Linked DNA regions of Homo sapiens: region 2 is linked to region 1. Evidence: chromatin contacts called from ENCODE Hi-C or POLR2A ChIA-PET data. All regions are on one chromosome and are shown on one strand. Each heading gives the region's core, a stretch centred on a gene start or an enhancer-like site at or near the end of the contact. The rest is flanking DNA. Distances are from core to core; before and after follow the strand shown.

Region 1 (4,624 bases), core at 800-3,299:
CTTAGGCTCTTGTTCTGGTCTGTGTCAATTCTTTTGCCAAACCACGATGAGGTCTAATTTCTGGGTGTTTAATCTCAGCTACATTATCATGCATTGTGACCTAATTCATAATAGACAAGGGGTTGACCTCCTCGATTACTGTTCTATTACATTTTTGGCTCTTATGTCTTCTACCTTTCTTATCAGTTATGGGGTATATACATTGACTATTATACCTGTTCTGTAGTAGTATCCTCATCTCCTAAGCATTAATAAAGAACAGGAAGAGGCAGAAGGCAGGCTTGTTTGTGTGTCTGTCTTCCCATTCAAACTTACCTTTACATCACTGGTGTCTAGCACGTGGCCTGCCTCATATCAGGCACCTCATGCTAAATGAATGAGAATAGCTTATGTCTCTTCAGCCCCTACTATATGCCAAGCACTATCTTATACGCTACATCTAATAATTCATTTACTCCTCAATAATCTTAGAATCATTATTATCACTGCCATTTTATAGATAGGGAAAATGAGACACAGAGAATTTAAATAACTTACACAAGATTGGTTGTGGCTTTAGTTCATGAAGTCTAGCTCCAAAGACTGTGCCCCTAACCATTCTACTATATCATAATTCTTAGTAAAGCATGGGGTCAGGAAGTAGCTGGATGGAAGGGGAGGAAAATGGTTACATCTTAATTGTACTTATCAGTACAAGAAGGAATATTTACTTATTGAAGTTCCTCTGGTGTGAGATACCAATTAATTTATCCTGCCCACTTGTGGACAGCTTTTGCAGCTCAAATGCCATTCTTGAAGGGTCTTAAGTTTGACCTTAGTCTTCAGCGTATACTTGGTGGTTAGCTATATTTTAAAAGCCAAGGTCAATGATTGAGACTAGTAAATTTTGTGGCATTTTTCTCCTGGTGGATCCACTCATATGGCTGCCAGGGATTCCGTGGGCAACCAAGGGCACCCTTCTGGCATCTTGTTCTCTGGTTCCATCAAAACATGCAGTACAGAGATCATGCTGTTGAAAGCCCCAGCAGTGAGCTGCCTATTTTTCTGTAGAAATCTCATTCTAATCACTTATTTCTGAACCATGAGGTTGATCAATTCTTGGAAATAAGTACAATAAATAAACAAACTAGAAACCCCACCGTAATCAGCACTGAAGGGCCTGAGACAGAAGAGGGGATTAAAGCAGCACTCTACTACCTTGCCACAGCATCATTCACTGGCTGTGAATGTACATCTAAGGTAAGCCAGGTACCAGTGGCTACTTTCAAGGTGGGTTAAGTGTGGATTTGGATTTAATTACAGTGTCAATATGTTAAATCCCCTACTGGTTGGTGGGGAAGAGGGGGTGCCAGAGGTGCTGTGTTACAGAACTTTAGACTCTGCCTCCCAGGCTCTGAGTTAATCAGCTTAAATCCCCAAGGTAGACAGGACACTGTGCAGGTCAGTTTGTACTAAAACCAGATTACACTCTGGTGGCTAATAGCTCTGATCGATAACAACCTTCCCCATGAATCTCCTTAATGAGAAACCATCACAAGAATGAAAGAAACTGATAGAAAACCATAATAAATTTATGGAGCTAGAAGGAAAAAAAGAGAAGGCATAGTCTCACAGTGTTTACTCACTTGGGCTTATCTGCCTGAGTCTCCTGTTAGGCTGACACTTGGCAGAGTTATTAACCTTGCCTTTCTTGAGATGGGTCTTATTCTGTAAGCCCAACACATTCTACACTAAATTCTCGCTTATCTGGGGAGCTGGAATGTGAGGGGGGCAGTGTAATGATCAGAAGGTAAGTGATAGGTTTCTTGCATGATTTAAAATTGAAGATGAAAGTTGAAAATCATGCTTTTCAGTTAACTTGAAACAAAGCAGAGAACAAAAACAAACTCCTACTAGTGTTTTAAATCCCTGAACTCCACAGTCTGTCAATGAGTTTCCAGGACAGCTGAAGATGCACAGAAGGAAATTCTGACCCAGGGGACCTTAGGAGATGCATGCTTCAGATATCCATCAAACCAGACTTGTAACAAAGTATCTCAAAGGAGAACTTTACAGAGTATTTGCTCATGCTTTGGCCTCTCTCCAAACCTCTAGACGTGCACATTCAACGACCCAGTCAACATCTCTGCTTAGATGACTAACAGACAACTCAAACTTAATCTGTCCAAAACAGAACTCCTGATTAGCACGTACCTCATAACTCCTTTCCGCTGAGTGTCCTCCATATCAGTAAATGACCATCCACCCCTGTCACTTAGTCATCCTGTTCCATTCTGTGTCTTTCCTCCTGGGCTAAGGGACTTGCCCAGGACATGGTAAGTCCTATTGGCACTGCCTGCAACATACACCTGGAATCTGGCTGCTTCTCTCTGCCCCACTACTGACATCCCAGGCTAGGTCGCCATCATCTCCTACTTGGGAGGCAATAGCCTCCCTGCTTCCACTCTGGCCACCCTGCTGTCCAGTCCCAAAACAATAGTCAGGGTGAGCGTCTAGAAATATAAATCAAATTGGGTTGCTTCTTTGCTCAAAACTCTCCAGTGGTCATAATAAAGTCCAAACTGTCTACCTGGTACTATAAGCCCTGACTTCATCCCTTCCTACCAGTTCCCATGTCTCCTGCTACCTCTCGCTTCATTTTCAGCCTTTGCGCATATTCTTTTTCAGCTTCTCATTATTTAGGTCTCAGCTCAAACGGCACCTTCTCATGGAAAACACTCCCAGCACCTGTGAATGTTACTCAGCTGTATTTTCAAGAGCACACAACACTCTCTGAAACGATGCTATTTCTTTAGTTGTCTGTTTAGTTGCCCATGTATTGCTACCCACTTCAACTTTGTTTATTTTTGTTTATTTCATATACCTTGATCTAAGAACAGCACTGGAACATAGTAGATGTTTAACAAAAATGAATGAATAGGCTGGGTGTGGTGGTTTACGCCTGTAATCTCAGCACTTTGGGAGGCTGAGGCAGGTGGATCGTCTGAGGGCAGGAGTTTGAGACCAGCCTAACCAACATGGTAAAACCCCATCTCTACTAAAAATACAAAATGATCCAGGCGTGGTGGTGCATGCCTGTAATCCCAGCTACTTGGGAGGCTGAGGCAGGAGAATCGCTTGAACCCAGGAGGCGGAGGTTGCAGTGAGCTGAGATTGTGCCATTGCATTCCAGCCTGGGCAACAAGAGTGTTGATTTAAAAAAAATCTTGATTTAAAAAATATATCTTGATTAAAAAAAGAAAAAAGGAAAATGAATGAATAAACATCTGAGATGCCACTAGGTCTGACCAGAAATGATCTTACAGTATTAGTTAGACTAGTTAAACTGATTGGAAAGGAGAAACTTTGTTGGCATATAAACATCAAATTGTCAAGTTAATTGCTTTTAGCCTTCTAGACTAGAGATAGCATTTCTTACATATTGCTCTTCTTAGGTTTCCAAGATAAATATCTACACATTGTTTTGTTGTTACAAGATGAAAAACCTGTAGTTTCGATTCAAACTTTTTTTCCTAAGATGTAAGTAACCATGGAACATCTATTTTTCCATAGGTCATGAAGTCGTATGAGAAACCTAGTAAATTATTCAAGATCCCTTGTGCTGTTTTAGTCACAATTACTATGTATATATATATATATATAATTTTTTTTTTCTAGAAGAAACCTACCTTGAAATAATTGAGAAGGGTACATACCACATATCCTCTTAAAAGTTATACAACTCCAATTCAACCAAAAATATGTACTGAGTGCCTACGATCTACCAGATATTTGTACTGAATTTGGAACACCAGGTGTTGTTATTATTCCCATTTTGGATTAGGATATGAAGACTCAGTGAGGTTAAGTTCCTTGTTTAAGGTTACATGGTGAGGTGCCAGTATTTGAAACCTCCAGCCTGATGCTCTTTCAATTCTTTCTTTTCACTTACTTTCACACTACATAAAATCTTGATCCCAGTTTTTGTTCCCTCCTGCAACAGATAAAGTTGGAGAAGCAGCACCTTGCTGGGGATAAGATATGGGCTCGGAGGCAGGGGACAGGACACCACTTCCAGTTGCCCCGCATTGTGGTTCCCCCAAATGCTGTGTGACTTTATGAAGTTCTTTAACTCTGTTGTGGAGTCAAAAATGGGAGTCTACCTCAACAGAATAAGGATGCTGTGGCTTTGATGGAGTGGTGAAGCAGCCTCTCTTACTGTCAGAGCAATGCTATAGAACTCATAAGTTCTCATTTTAGTTCAAAACATCAGGCTTGACTAAAGGATTTCAGGACAACCCTTTTCTGGGCTTCAGGCTTGTGTGCCCAGCTGCTTACTTGATATGTCTCCATTTGTGCAGCAAACATGACAAGCTTTACAAGATCCACTGCAGAACACGAGATTCACCATCCACCATTCCAACTCCCCCACAAATAGATTCCTCTCTCAGGGTGGCCCATACCAGCATGTGGGAACACCAACACCTGGTGGCTCTCATAAACAACCTCAGTCTCATCCTTATTTCTCCCTTTCTTCATTCCCCTTCCCCCTATATCCAGTCTATCAGCAAATGCTCTCAATTCTTCCAGAATACATCTTGAGTATGTTTGCACTGCTCTCCCTGGTCACCACTATTCCCATCCA
Region 2 (4,624 bases), core at 1,451-3,950, 34 kb after region 1:
TAGCTACTATCTCTCAAGGAAAATCTCAGGCCAGAGAAAATCAAATAACTTGGCCCTCATCAGGTAAGTCAGTGGCCAATGGAAAGAGGATGGCCTCACTGCTTGGGAGGTACCCTGCCCTGGGAGAGGACCATGCCTCTCTGATGGATGTCTTATGTTGCTTGTGCTATTCTTCACTGGGCAACAGATTTTAAAATGTGTCCTCATGATATGTGACAATCCTAGGACCAGCCTCTTTACCTGCCCTCCCTTGCCTCTCTGTATGCCTCCCAAAGATGACAGTGACCCAGGCACATGCCCATTCATCCTCCTGAACACTATCTTTGGTCCAAATGGAAATAGCCATGGAAGACTGCTGTTTCCCAAAGGCCTTTCTGAGAATGATCCTGGGAATGAGTGAAGGCCAAAAGGAGATCAAAAAAGGAAAGGATCTCCCTCCCACTAGCCTGAAAGGCCTACTTGTGCCCACGAGTGGGAAAAGAAAGCTGACAAGTTTTTTTTTAACTCATGATTCTGGGCCTCCTTCATTTACACTGAGCCTGTAAAACTCTGAAACCTGGTTTACAGTACCGCATGGTGGGAAAGCAGGTAAAAATACCTGACAGACAGACAGACAGACACACACACACACACACACACACACACACACACACACACAGAGGCTCACAGGTCTCAACCACATCAACCATAGCCTGCTCTTCCTGGTCAAGTGAGCTGTTTGATGCCTGCAAGGGTGAGTGGGGCACATCAGTCACCCAGTCTCAGTTCGCAGAGGACCGAAGATAGTCACTGCCTCATCCTGTTCTGAGTCCTAACCAATTGTTAAAAGTTCTCCAAGAGTCAGAAATTACATATTAAAGGTTTTTCTATTTTTTCCTTTGCACTAGCAGCACAGATTTTAAATGGAGGGCATATGAGCAGTGTTTACAACAGCATGGGAGTGTGATTCAGTGTCTGAGGGCCACCATGCCCAGGGTGGGATGCCACTGCACCAGAGGGGTTGACTGATCACTCAGACAGAGGTAAGAGAATAAGGTGTGAATGACTGGTCCTATGTTAGAGGTCAGAAGTGTCAGCACTGACACTAGGGGGCAAATCCAATGTTGATCCACCTTTTAAATGCATAGGTTAGAAGTCCCACTTAACCATTCTGAGAAAAAGCTGGAGAAGCCAAGGAGTTCCTATTAGCCTGGCAGCCCATAGCTCCCTATCCAACAAGAGCACAAGAGGAGACAAAGTGCTGGTCAGGATAAGTGGTCTCCAAGCTGCTCAGAGCCTGCACTCGGGCTTTAGTTCACCACTTGGGAAGGCTCAGGAGGTTTTCACAATAGCACTTCATAGGGTAGAGTGTGCGTGAAGGGTCAGGGATGGGGGACCATTGAGGCTGAAGGAGAGGACAGCAGAAGAGACCTCCAAGTGATAAGAAGACACCCACCCAGAAAGTAGCCCTGGACAGCGCTTCCATCAGGCAATGCCAGTCCACATGCACACCAAGAATGTCACTTCAAAAGTTTTGCCCACAAATCCAATCACTTTGACTCAGTCGCCTGAAATCAGATACCTTCTTAATCCTGTTCCAATAGGACCACCTTTGTTACCTACTGGAGACAACAAGAGAGCATAACAATGTCAAAATAACAACCCCGTATCTTGTGGGTTCCTTCCCCTCCTGGCTCTTTGTAAATATGATTTGAGGGGAAATCTTGATAAGGTGAATTTTAGCTTTATATCCTATTGCTATAGAAACGGCAATAACAGAACTCGTGTAGTCTTTTTTTTTTTTTTCCAGCACCTCCTCTCACCTGACACAAAGACCTGAGCACTAATTACATTCCCATTAGCATTTTCCATCTGACAAAGAGTTCTCTGGATCAATTACAGATTCATTTATTTTAATTGTGGTACTACCTCTGGGTGGCAAGAGTCCGCACTACTGTTGACAGCAGCTGCCCGTCCTTGGCTGAAACTTGCATGACATACTGCGGCTGCCCATTCACTAGGCTGCCACAATCCTCCACCGTCTTCACCACGGGTGCAGCTGAGCTGGTGCAGTCTGGCAGGACTTCGGGCAGGTGACTGCAGCGGCTGGTTGTCATGGTAACAGACAGCAATTACTCTGCTAATGGCTTCCACATTCATACAGGATTTCCATCTAAGAGAGATCAGAAAACAGTTTACTTGGGCAGGGTGGCTAATAGAAAATGGAGAATTATGGGCCACCAACATCATCATCATGTCATTATTTAATACAAATAACAGGGGTAGCCTAGATGTGGCACATTATCTTGTTACTGTTTAATACAAGTGCACACACACACACACACACAGAGCCCACAAGAAACAGCAGATATGGTATGAATAAGACAGCAAGCATGTCCGTGTATATAAACATTTAGCAGCCCTGCTTTCCACGAGGGGACAGAATGATGACTCTGAGGCCCAGATCTGAAGAGAAGATAAGCAGTTCCCTGCTCTGTGCTAGAGAAGCAATAAGTTTTTGTTGACACTCTCTAAAAGTTACTAAAATCATTATTAAAAACATTCAGAACTATTTTTTCTGGTAAGCAATTTATTCTACATGCAGCTTCATTCTGAGATACTAAGATTAAAAGGAGAGAGAAAGAAGGAAGGAAAATAAAAATGAATTTGGCCAAGTATTAATAGTATGTTCTAGGACAATATTTGCCAAACATGAATCACTCAATGACTGTACCACCTTTCGACTTTTGCCATATCTGTTGCATAATAAAATTTTCTACTCAATACATCTTGAAATTAACTTCCTTTAAAAATGGAACCTATTTTAGCTTTGTCTTCAAGTTATTCATGAAATGAGTTTAATGAGCTTTTATTTTCTAATGAACGTGACAATAAATACGTTAGCATGATGTCTTGTTTGTGTACTACCTAAAATGCAGATGTATATGCATCATCATAGGGAAACACATAGGAGAACGTGAGAAAATAATGAATGAGATCTCTATCACCAATTAAACATAATCCATTACAAATAAGGGCCTTACCTCCTAGGCACATGGTTTATCATATAAACCGTGAGGAATTCTGCTCCCAATCTGTGTGGTGCAGGCTTGGGTCATGACCTCAAGTTCAAAGCACTCAGACCCACTGGAGTGAGGAACTCCACTGGATTCAATAATAGGTCAGCATGTGACACATAAGAAATAGAGGTTTTTACAGAAACTTGAAGGAAGAATTCTGTCCAAAGGTGAGATGACACAGTTTCATGGCTAGGAGTGCTAGCCTGCTCACCTCAAGCTCCCGAGCTCGACATGGCCTGGGCTCAGTAGACAGCAGCAGGATTAGTTGACAGACTGAGCTCACATCAAGAACCCATTTAGGTGGTCAAGGCTCAGACTTAAATAAATGAAATATCTTGTTATTTGCACAACCCAAAACCCCAAGAGGATTCCTGGAATTCTGCAAGGGGTTGTTTTCTCCCAGATATTTGTCTCTACTTCTTACATTTTCCTTGATCCCCATGGTTCTGGAAAACAGGATCTTCCCAACTTCCAGAACAATGTGCATCAACTGGATGTTCTCAGGCAAGAATGCAGTGTTTCCTGATGAAACTGACAGTTTCCCTCCCGACACGCACATGTCAAGCAGGCTTGACTGTCCAAAACAATCATCGGACGTGATTGTCATCCCTTCCTTGCTGCTGAGGTGTCTGGCTGGCTTTGCACCAGCAGCCTCCCTTTCCCACCCTCATTGGCTGCCTGGCGTCCTCTCAGGGTCTGCGTCTGCCTTTGCCCAGCAGCCCTTCTGAACCCACAGTGGGGAGACGGCTGTGGACTCCAGTCCTTGTCTGAGACCTGATGTGGGGGCACAGGCAGAGGCTGCCCCACTCATGCCATTTTCAAGACCAGCAATACTGAACATTCAGCACAGTCAGTTAGTTGGTATAGGTCAACTAACTGACTAGGTTAAATAGGATTTTTTGCTTTTTTTAAAAAATTACAAAGCAATTAGTATACGGTATGTTATAAAAACTATGGAAGAGCACAAAGAACACAATAAAACTCACTCATAATCCCACCATTCAGAAAACCCCAGTAAATTTTTTGGGTAGATATCTTCTTTTTATTTTTTTGAAAGGGTTGGCAGGGTGCAGTTGATTTGTGACTGGGGCCAGACAGTTGTTTTGTTTTGTTTTTAAAAACTGAGTTATGGTAGCTTTCAGACCGAAAAACAAAGAGATGTTAAAAGACCGTCCTCTTCTAAAACTGTGCATAACTACTCTCCTCTGGCCTGCCCTTACAAAACTCCATTGACATGATTTTAAATTCTCATAATGCTTCACAGTCACAAAGTGTAACTTCCTGGCACAGCTCTCTTGCTTCACAAGGCAGCCATAGATTAAGAGCCAGGGGTGTATTGGCAGGAAAAGCAGACACAGTGACCTTCTTGCCGCATGGAATCATTATGTCTAGATGCACTCTGAGAGTCTATTTTCGGGTTTTGCATAACTCCAGCTCAGAGGGCCAAACACTCCCTCCCTCTACTTGATGGAACTGGAAGACGGTAAGGAGGGGGTGCGCAGAGTAAATAATGGGACCCAGGGCTGCCAGTAGTTAGGCTACCCTCAGTGAATTGCCTGTCGCCC

The links. Hi-C counts contacts between places; a loop is a spot of excess contacts on that map. ChIA-PET counts read pairs that join two places held with the same protein, here RNA polymerase II (POLR2A). Pooled maps may share reads with other maps.
Region 2: a map of PC-3 shows a loop between it and region 1 (6-fold over the local background). The contact joins two enhancer-like sites. A Hi-C loop is called at or near these places in 5 of 168 maps with a recorded cell type or tissue (PC-3, cardiac septum, gastrocnemius medialis and 2 more) and 3 of 50 pooled maps. POLR2A ChIA-PET finds 5 or more read pairs at or near these places in 4 of 52 experiments (HepG2, Panc1, WTC11 and 1 more).

What each region holds. Positions count from the first base shown.
Region 1 is chr5:126,882,367-126,886,990 of GRCh38, forward strand. All of the region lies in intron 3 of MARCHF3 (membrane associated ring-CH-type finger 3), which reads right to left. Among named protein-coding and RNA genes, the nearest start is that of LMNB1, 110 kb to the left of the region's middle. Within about 2 kb of position 2,050, at least 2 of the 41 ENCODE cell types and tissues checked have a DNase peak (open chromatin) inside an H3K27ac peak, as active enhancers do.
Region 2 is chr5:126,916,076-126,920,699 of GRCh38, forward strand. It overlaps MARCHF3 (membrane associated ring-CH-type finger 3), which reads right to left. Exons shown (of 5, transcript NM_178450.5): 2 at 1,909-2,152. The coding sequence starts at 2,096. Among named protein-coding and RNA genes, the nearest start is that of MARCHF3, 110 kb to the right of the region's middle. Within about 2 kb of position 2,701, at least 7 of the 41 ENCODE cell types and tissues checked have a DNase peak (open chromatin) inside an H3K27ac peak, as active enhancers do.